Regions from separate parts of the Homo sapiens genome. Here region 2 is linked to region 1. The links are chromatin contacts, found by Hi-C in ENCODE. All regions are on one chromosome and are shown on one strand. The core of a region is the stretch at or near the end of the contact, and the rest is flanking DNA. Distances in the headings are between cores, read along the strand shown. Region 1 has its middle 98 kb from the start of MAML3. Region 2 has its middle 100 kb from the start of TBC1D9.

The links. A loop is a pair of places that touch in the nucleus more often than their neighbours do. Pooled maps may share reads with other maps.
Region 2: a map of PC-9 shows a loop between it and region 1 (4-fold over the local background). The contact joins two enhancer-like sites. A Hi-C loop is called at or near these places in 2 of 168 maps with a recorded cell type or tissue (HCT116 and PC-9), 1 of 37 single-sample maps with no recorded cell type and 5 of 50 pooled maps.

The regions. Positions count from the first base shown.
Region 1 is chr4:140,250,222-140,254,947 of GRCh38, forward strand. No RefSeq gene overlaps it. Among named protein-coding and RNA genes, the nearest start is that of MAML3, 98 kb to the left of the region's middle. Within about 2 kb of position 3,115, at least 28 of the 41 ENCODE cell types and tissues checked have a DNase peak (open chromatin) inside an H3K27ac peak, as active enhancers do.
Region 2 is chr4:140,855,044-140,859,733 of GRCh38, forward strand. No RefSeq gene overlaps it. Among named protein-coding and RNA genes, the nearest start is that of TBC1D9, 100 kb to the left of the region's middle. Within about 2 kb of position 1,853, at least 5 of the 41 ENCODE cell types and tissues checked have a DNase peak (open chromatin) inside an H3K27ac peak, as active enhancers do.

The sequences.
Region 1 (4,726 bases), core at 1,865-4,364:
ACTCAGCCTCACGTCTCTATCTACAGGTAACTGGTCCTAGAACTGACCCAGGAAACTTCAGAAAGAAGCAAAGTGACCTGACCACTTTAGCATTCACACCTGATCCATGGAGCAGCCTGGCTCTGTACCCTTCAGGTCATCATAACCTGTCTCCTCCCGTTCACCTGCAGCCTTTTTAGAGGCAGGCTGCTAACACGAAGACAGAGATCTGACACAGCCTCCTCTTCTGTGCTCACACTTCTCCCATGACATGCTGGAACCAGCACATCAGAGCAGACACACTCGTAATAAGACCAAAAAGCAGTGACAGTGCTGACAATTTTACACCTAGGCCAGGTGCCAGAACCGACAGTGGGGAAGAGGTGCAGGGAGGGAGGGGGATACCGTACTCTGAACACTTTTTTGAAAACACAGGTTAGGGTTACTATTAACTTGCTGCTACTAGGAGACTCTGGTTTGAGTTTTGTTGTTGTTGTTTTTTTCCCCTAGATCCTTTGAAGGTGGGGCCTCAGGTGAGGTCAAAAAAAGGTTTTTAGATCCCAGACATATATGGAACTAGCAGAGCTGATCATTTGAGGGGGCAGAACCCTTATTATCAGCCCCACGTTGGCCAATGGAAGCCTGGGACTTTTTTCATGTTGCCATGTTCGTCATCTATACAGCATCTATGCACCTCAAATAGGCTGAAATATTTTTATCTTACAGTTGTTTTGTGAGTCAGGAATTCAGGGATAGCTTAGCTGCATGATTTTGGCCCAGAGTCTCTTTACCAGGCCAAGCTGTTGGCCAGGGCTGCTGTCATCTGAAGGTGTGATTAACATTAGAGGATCCTCTTCCTAGAAGGCTCACTCACACGGCTGGTGAGTTGCTGCTGGCTGATGGTGGAGGCCTCAGTTCCTTGAAACATGGACCACTCCAAGCAACTGCTTGAGTGTTCTCATGACATGGTGCCTGACTTTCCCCAGAATGAATGACGCAAGAGACAGCAATGTGGAAGCCACAATGCCTTTCATGGGCTTGAAAGTCACACTGTCATTCTGCAATATTCACTTGGTCACACAGGTTAGCCCTGCTTCATAGGGGAGGGGAATATACAAGAACATAAATACCAGGAGGCAAGGGTCACTGGAGGTCATCTGGGAGGCTAGCAACCACAGCTGCCTATTGGTCCTGCCACTGCCTCTGGGAATCAGTCTGCCCAATGCCTGAACAGCTATATAAATCCGATGCTCACGGAAATTCTCCAGTATCCTTTTAGAGAAGGGTCCACAGCTCCTGACCTACTTGCCTCAGGTGGGTGCTGGCTCAGTCCCTTGCCCTAGCCACCACACCTCTGGCTGGGCGGCAGTGTGCATGTGGGGACGGCTAGGAAGGAGGCCCTGATGAGCCAGACACACAATCATGGCTTAGAATGCGACTTTAAAGCCAGGCCCACCCCCAGAGACTCTTCGGGCTCTAAAATGGCCAACTAAACCTAAGTAAGTGTCTGAGTTACACCTGTGAGGCTCTGGGGAGAATGCGGCCTCACTGGATTTCTGCTCTTTTCCTGGAGGGAAATAACCTTGCTGACTCAGATGGGAGTAAGAAGCTGTTAGCAGTTGCTGGGTTCACCTTCGATGGAAATCTGGAAATTCCAATGAACCACCATCATTTTCTGCAAGATAATCTAACCTAATTTCAACTGTAAAATTTAAATTTTCAAATGTACTGAAGAGATAGTACATGCCAGGCATTTATACACAGTATTTCCCTTAATCATCACAAAAAACCTGTGTAGTAGGTATCAGGCCCACCATTTTATAGAGGAGTGAACTGAAGCCCCAGAGGTTAAACTCCCAGCTAGCAAATGGGGGAGCCAGGGTCTGCCTCCCAAGCCTGGGTGATAGGGCTCTGTCAGAACTCTCCAAAAGAGAAGGGGCATAAATCACAGGTCTATCCAGGGAGCGGAGGGAGAGGGGGAGTGCCCCACACAGTCACAGCAGCAGGGCAGGAGGAGGATGGGGGCTGGGGGCAGCGGAGGACAGATGGGAGCTCCTGTTAGGAGCCACGTTTCCTCGGCTGGGAACCCCTACTGCTGAGTCTCTGCAACAGCGATGCCAGGTCTGTCTCAAGGGCGGCAAACTGTGCCTCTCCCTCCTCCTGCAAGGAGAGTCGGGTTGTTCATAATGATAGGTACTCTATGCCAGGCTTCCTGCCAAGTTAAGAACCACTTTTTAAAAATCTTCACAACATTCCTAGGAAGTAAGTATTATTCCCCGCATTTGATAGCTGGGGAGGTGCGGAGTTGGGGACTTTAGGAACATCCTCAAGGTCACAGAGCTCCAGGGTGTCCATGCTCACGTTTCAATCCAGGCTTCTGACTTTAGGGCCAGCAGAACTCTTTAACATCATGTTCCACCAGGCAGAGGTTGGGGGGTCAGGCGACCACATGGGCCGTTCATCTTTGCAGGAACTGACAGCGTTAGCCCCGACACAGAGGGCATGGGCCCCGCGGCTCCACCGGGAAGGGGGCTCGCCCGCCGGCCCGGGCACCCCCTGGTGGGGCCTCCCGCTCTCGGGCTCGGGCAGAACCCGCTGCTCAGGGGCCCGCGGTCAGGTCAAGGAATCCTCCTGTGGGCCTCGGCATTCCTCGAGGGGAGGGCGACTCCCGTCGGGCGGGCCTGCGCTCGGGGTGGGTCCGGGCTCCGCGGCCGGGATGGGTGAGCTGGGGAGGGAGGCGCCCAGGCTCGGGCAGGCGTCAGGCGCCGCGGCGCGTGGGGCTGTGCACGCGGTCACCATTTTCCTCCTGCTGGTCTGTGTGTCCCTCCGGCGGGAGCCGAGGCCGGCTAGGCCGCAGCAGCCCCGCGCCCAGGGAGAGAGGAGGAGGGGAAGAGGCCGAGGGCGCCCTGCTCCTGGGTCGCCGAAGCCCCGGAGGCTTTGTGTATTCGGAACCGGATTCACCACCTCCCCCGCCACCCCCGCCTCCCATTCCCGCTTTCTTTTTCCCTGACCGAAGTCCCAGTAGAGTATCCAGCAATTAGCACGCGAGGAGGGGGTGGAAGGCGGCGGCGGCGGCAGGGGTGGGGGCGGCGAGACCCCGGCTCTGGGCTCGGCCCCGCGCTCCGCCTGCGCTGCCTTCGTGCGCCACCTACCGGCTGCTCGGGGCTGCTGCGGCGGCCGCCAGAGCTGTTCCTAGGCGGATCTTGATCTCCGTGGACAATAGACAATGGGATTTTTTTTTTGGAACAATGATTTATTTTTGGGGGTGGGGATAAGGAGGAAGGAGGGAGGGAGGGAGGAAGCAGTAGTGTGTTTGTCATCGCTTTAGAAAAAAAATCTCTGTTCTATCATTGTTTCTGCATATCCATTATATTGAGGACAAAAGAATCCCGTTCTGGAACAACAAAGCCAAGGGAAATGTTTTCTGTGGCTGACATTTAATTGTGTGCACAAGGTGCTACATTATCATGGGGAGAGATTGTAGAAAAGAATAGGGCAAGCCTCGGTTCAAAAGCCTGACTTTTCTGCTTTAAGATGTGAGCTTACATGTGCCCCATTTTAGATTGTCTCATATATCTCCACTCATGTTATACACGACGCACAATTCTCCGTTTCCTTATAGTTTTCCAACCCACCGCAAGCATTCCTTGCGGATTATTTTTGCACCACTTCCAAGGTCTATTCCTTTTACAGTTAACAGGGATCATCATGTTTTGCTTCACAACCTCTCTACATGTTTCTTTTTTAGAAGCTGTTAGGGACCTTGGAGAACACGTAGTCCAACCCTCTCATTTTACAGATGAAAGAGGTAGAATGCCTAGTCCAAAGTCACACAAATAATTAGAGAGGGAGGCAGGACCAGACCTCTTGTTTCCTAATCCCTGGTCCCTACGACCTGCTATTTGATGTCCTAATGCCCAGCACTCCTGGACTTGCTCATTCCATGGCCTCCTTTCTGGCAGGAGAAACCCCCTCACAGCGAGTTGTGTTCCACAAAGATGGGTGCTAATTCAGGCCGAGGGGACAGAAGTACAAGCTTCCTGGCTTGGTAATCCCTTTTACCCCCCTTTCTGCCCCACCACCTCTGTAGCGTGAAGAAGGGGAACAGTGTGGGTGTCATCTTAATTTATTCATTTCATTATTTTGCTGTGATAAGTTAATATGTAAAACCTATTGCAGTTGTCCCCAACTCTCCAGAAAACATTCTCCCCTGGGATGCAGGGACTGAGCGCCACCTCTGATACTGGGCTAAACCAGAAGCATAACAAGAAATGTGTTCCATCTTTGGAAATTGTACTCAGTGGTCTCTTGGCAAAGGTGGTTTGCCCTTGGGAACTTAAATGATATGGATTTCTTTCTAAGGCTCATGAAAAATCCTTGGGAAGAGGCAGATAGCTGATCATGCTGTAGAACAGAGACATTTTTCTTATGCCACCTTCCAAAACACTACAACAGACGGCGCTCCCCTTTAAACTATTACTGTGTCACACTGAGACAGAAGAATTTTCAAGTTTTAAATGAGAAGCTCAGTAAACATCTTTGCACATCCAAAATGAGTCAACCCATCATAACAGCCTGCTTGTTTTAAAAGTTGTTCAGTCTGTTTAAAGCAAATAGACCAATCTCACAGTCTGCAGACAACCAGACAACAAGCAGAGAAAATTTCAAAACAAAAGGCCAGAGCATTCCCTAACTCTCTTTAAACTGTCTTCTAAAAGCATAGAAAAGAAGAAAACACACTTGGGTT
Region 2 (4,690 bases), core at 603-3,102, 600 kb after region 1:
TAGGGGTGGGTGTCTGCGACTCCCAAAGCCCAGGTGGGTGCATGTTACAGTGTGCTCTTTTAGTCTTGCCCTTCTGGATGGCTTAAGGGTTAACCAGGTCAGTGGGCCCTCTGCCTTTTTGCAAGGGCAGGGGGCCAGCATGACAACTTTCTGTATCCTGAGCTCTTGTCCAGCCATCCCAAAAAATTGGGTCCGACATTAACTTGAAGGCTGAATGTGGGGGTTTTATTCAGTGGTGGTGATGGCTCTCAGTGGAATGGATGGGGAGCTGGACAGGAGATGGAGTGAAAAGATGATCTTTCCTTAGAGTTTGGCTGTCTAGCTGCTGATTCTCTGACCATCCCCAGCCAAACTTCTCCTGATGTTCCTTCTCTTCTCTCCCAGCCTGGGGCTTGGGGTTTATATGGGTACAGGACAGGGGGCGTTGTGGGCCAGAAGGCAACTTTTGGGTGCAAAAACAGGAATGTCTGTCCTTATTTAGGGCCGCAGGTATTCAGGCTTGAGGGTGGTACCTTTGCTGGGGAAACCACCCTCTTCTATCCAGTATTTCCATGACTAATCATATTTTGAAGGGGCGAGTCTAGAAAATAACACACATTGGGGTCTTAAAATAATGAGCTTCCTTGCATAGCTAAAATTAGCATTCTGTGGGGACTCACCTTGTGGGTTGTGTGTGTGTGTGTGTGTGTGTGTGTGTGTGTGTGTGTGTTTGCAGGTGTCCCTGCTTATATACAGTGGTTGCATCATCCTATTCTACTTCCAGTACTTCCAGACTAGACTTGTTCCTGTTCAGGGAGTGTTTCCTGATTATACATAATCTTCCTATACATAAACTTTCAGTTTTCTTTTTTTTATTATAGAGACAGGGTCTTGCTCTGTCACCCAGGGTACAGTGGTGCAATCATAGCTCACTGCAGCTTTGACATCCCTGGCTCGGCTCGGCTCAAGTCATCCTCCAGCCTCAGCCTCCTGAGTGGATGGGACTATAGGCACATGCCACCATGCCTGGATAATTTTTTAATGTTTTTCTAGCGACAGCGCTCTCACTTTGTTGCCCAGGCTGGTCTCAAACTCCTAGCCTCAAGCAACCCTCCTGCCTTGGCCTCCCGAAGTGTTGGGATTACAGACACGAGCCACCATGCCCAGCAGCTTTTCTTGCTTTCCATTCCTTATATTTTTGAGTGGTCAGGAGGTGCTTACCCATTTATGAAAGCAGCATGGTGCTGCCGAAGGAACTCTGGCAGTGGAGTCAGGAAAACCCAAGTTCTAGTCCTGAGTCCATCCCTCATTAATGTCCTCCCTTTTCCTCTCCACCTTTTTGTTTCAAACAAGGGAGATAAAAAAGAGGGAAAGAAAATATGATAAGAGGCAAATGGACTACCTTTAACTTTCCTTATCATAAAGGAAGCTCTGTGAGTCAGGTCCTGTGTGTGTTTAGGTCCTGGCATTATACCTCAATCTCAGGTAAAGGTCTCCTGAAATTATATTTAACTGGGAGTTTTGCTGGCATAAAAAACATCAGGTCCAGGCCCAGAGTGATGCAATTTTATTCTCAGGTCTAACTCTATTGTGTTCTAACATTCTCTAATTCACTTCTCTGCTCTCACATGTATTTATAGACATGGATACCATTGCCAAAGCTCTGAATTATGTTTTTCTCCTTAGAGATTTGAGACCCTTGGCTCCCATTAGATCTATAATATCAATGACAGCTGTGTTGTGTGTGTATACAGCTCTCATAGCAACCAAGTGCAGTTGCCCGCCAATGAAACCTGGCTCTGCTTTCCCCCTTGCCTATTTAGTAAATGTCCTTAAGAACAAAGAAGGTGGGAATGTTAGAGGGAGGCACAGCGGGAGTGATTAGTTTAAGGGTTATGACTAATCAGGCATGTTCCCTGTGGGGGAAGGTGGGGCGTGTCTTCCATAACAGGAAGGTCCGAAGAGATTGAGGCGTTTAATTTGTACCTCCCTGTATGCCAGCAGATACAGGCTACCACTGGTTGGAGATTTAGGACGGCACCTTCTTTTGCTAGGGTGCTGTGACTGAAAGCCAACAAGGGGAGATGCAATCACAGTGAGCAGAGGGTCCCCATGGTATCTTTGGTGGCTCGGTGGAAAGGTCTTTCTCCCTGATTCTTCTCACAGCCAAGAACAAAGATTTACAGTGAGACTTGGTGGAGGCTCTCTACTACCTGTGAGTGTGATGAAATAAGAGGTCAAATTGCTTCTGTTGTTGGATCACTAAGAATGATGGAACTAGTGTTTTAAAATGTCTCATAAAGAGGAGACCTCTCTCAGTCACCTGAGTTTCTTAATTGGTATTCACTCTTCTGTAGATAGTAATTACCGCAGAGCAAAAATGACTCATATTCTCTCCCTACCCTTTGTTCCCCAATTTGTTGCAATGCATTATTCAAGGAGATGAGTAGCACTACTAACACTGGCTTCTAAAGAATTATTAGACTTAGAAAAGAACTAGGTCGGGCACAGTGGCTCATACCTGTAATCTCAGCACTTTGGGAGGCCGAGGTGGGCAGATTACTAGAGGCCAGGAGTTCAAGACCAGCCTGGCTAACATGGTGAAACCCCATCTCTACTAAAATTCCAAAAATTAGCCAGGTGTGGTGGTGGGTGCCTGTAATCCCAGCTCCTCCTCGGGAGGCTGTGTGCAGGAGAATTGCTTTCGAACCCAGGAGGCGGAGGTTGCAGTGAGCCGAGGCTGTGCCACTGCACTCCAGCCTGGGTGACAGAGCGAGACTCCATCTCAAAAAAAACTAAAAACAAAACAACAATAACAATAAACAGAACTAAATATACTTCTGTGTCTTCTGAATGATGGTTTAGCTTACAGTCCTCCAAACATAGGTATTAACAGAATAAGAGTTAAGCGGCAAAGCTGACCCAGCTGGCCCATTACAAAGCTGTGGGGAGTTTTCTTTTTCTTTTTTTTTTTTTTTTTAGCTACTTAATTTTGTCAAAATCTGGGGTTGTAAATGTTCCATTCTCAAATGTGTGAATATGCTGCATTAAGTCTCAAAACAAAAGCCCACAAAGTGGAGTTTCTAGGTGGGATGGGGCCTCCGCCTTCAGGCACAGCATGATAGCAAGCCAGGCTGATGCCCAGTGAAGCCAGGCTGATGCCCTGGCATGCGTGTGACTCTGGGAAGTGCCCAGTGATCTCTCCCCAGGTCACACCCACCCCAGGTGAAGCAGGCCCCAGGCTAATACTGCTCACTGTGCATCACCTGACTTTCCCCTTGTCAACTAGGAGCAGGGACAAGAGAGGCAAGGGTCTGTGGAATATGCAAGATTTACAGCAAATGATGTCTGGCAGCTTTTTTTTTTTTTTTTAAAGTCTGAACACCAACATGTTCCACACAGTGGTCTCCAGTGTAATGTGGAAAAACATAACCCTTGATAAAATGGGGCTTTATTGTCAATCAGCTTCAGGAAAAGCTGAATTATAGAGTTAAATCAGTGACCTTACTGAAGACTTCTCAAAAGTTTTTAATAGCGGCCAGGCACAGTGGCTCACGCCTGTAATTCCAGCACTTTGGAAGGCCAAGGTGAGAGGATCAGTTGAGGCCAGGAATTAAAGACTAGCCTGGACAACAAAACGAGACCCTGTCTGTACCAAAACAAAACAAAACAAAACAAAACAAACAAAAAATTTATTAATAGCTAATATGAGTTGTATGAAGCCTTATCCCAACTTAATTGAACTTGGGAGCCTGCTGTAAATTCTAACATATCCCATCCCACAGAACACATTTCCTCATTTGGGGATCCCTGGTCTAGTGGAAAGATGATGGAAGTTGAAGTTGGGAGGGATGGTTTCCAGGTCCTAGGTAATAGCTTCATACCCACAGTGTCTGGGCAGATAAACATTGCAATAATGGAAGCATAAACAAAGTCTAAAGTGCCTTCTAATTTGGCATAGTCATGAATGTTCCCAGCAATCCCCTTAGAGTATCTTCCTGCCTACAAATTAAGCATAGACTGGCCCTGAGTAAAGCCTCCGGGCACTAATGTTTTCCTTATCTACAGCAGCTCCAGGAGGCCACAGCACTCAATACTGTTTGTGTTTTCTTTTTGCTAGCAAATTCTGTGAAACCCACAGCTCCTGCCTGGCCATGTCCAATCCTGGCTGCTCCTCAAGTGCATGTGTCAGGAGTCTCGGCTGGGCCAGGCACGGGGGGGCTAGGCCACAACCAAAGGCCTACCAGGTTCCAGTAGGTGAGGCCAATGAATAGAGGGCCATTCTCCTTTCCTGCCTTCCTTTTCCACCTTCCCAGGCCAGCAGGCTCCATCTTTTAAATTTTCTTCATATTCCCTTGCGAATCCCAAGGAATTGCTATTTAAAATCTTTTAGAAATATACTAGCAAATATAAAGAAGAAATCTGTCTGCCCCAGCCCATCTGGCAGACCCCATGGTATAACTCTGCCTAGTATAAACTTGCCTGAGATAGTCCATAAGCATAGTGCTCAGTTCTTGCCAGACTACACCTCAAGCTCATTTCACAGCCATTCTTCTTCAGAATTGCTAAAATCTCTTAATTCCCTTAGAACAGCAGAGCTAAGAGAAGGTTGGTGCCTGCCACTTGACTTACCTGAGAAAAATAAGGAAGCTATTATTATCCTTGGTCTTTGGACATAATTGTGATTTAACAATAAATATGATGTTTTGAA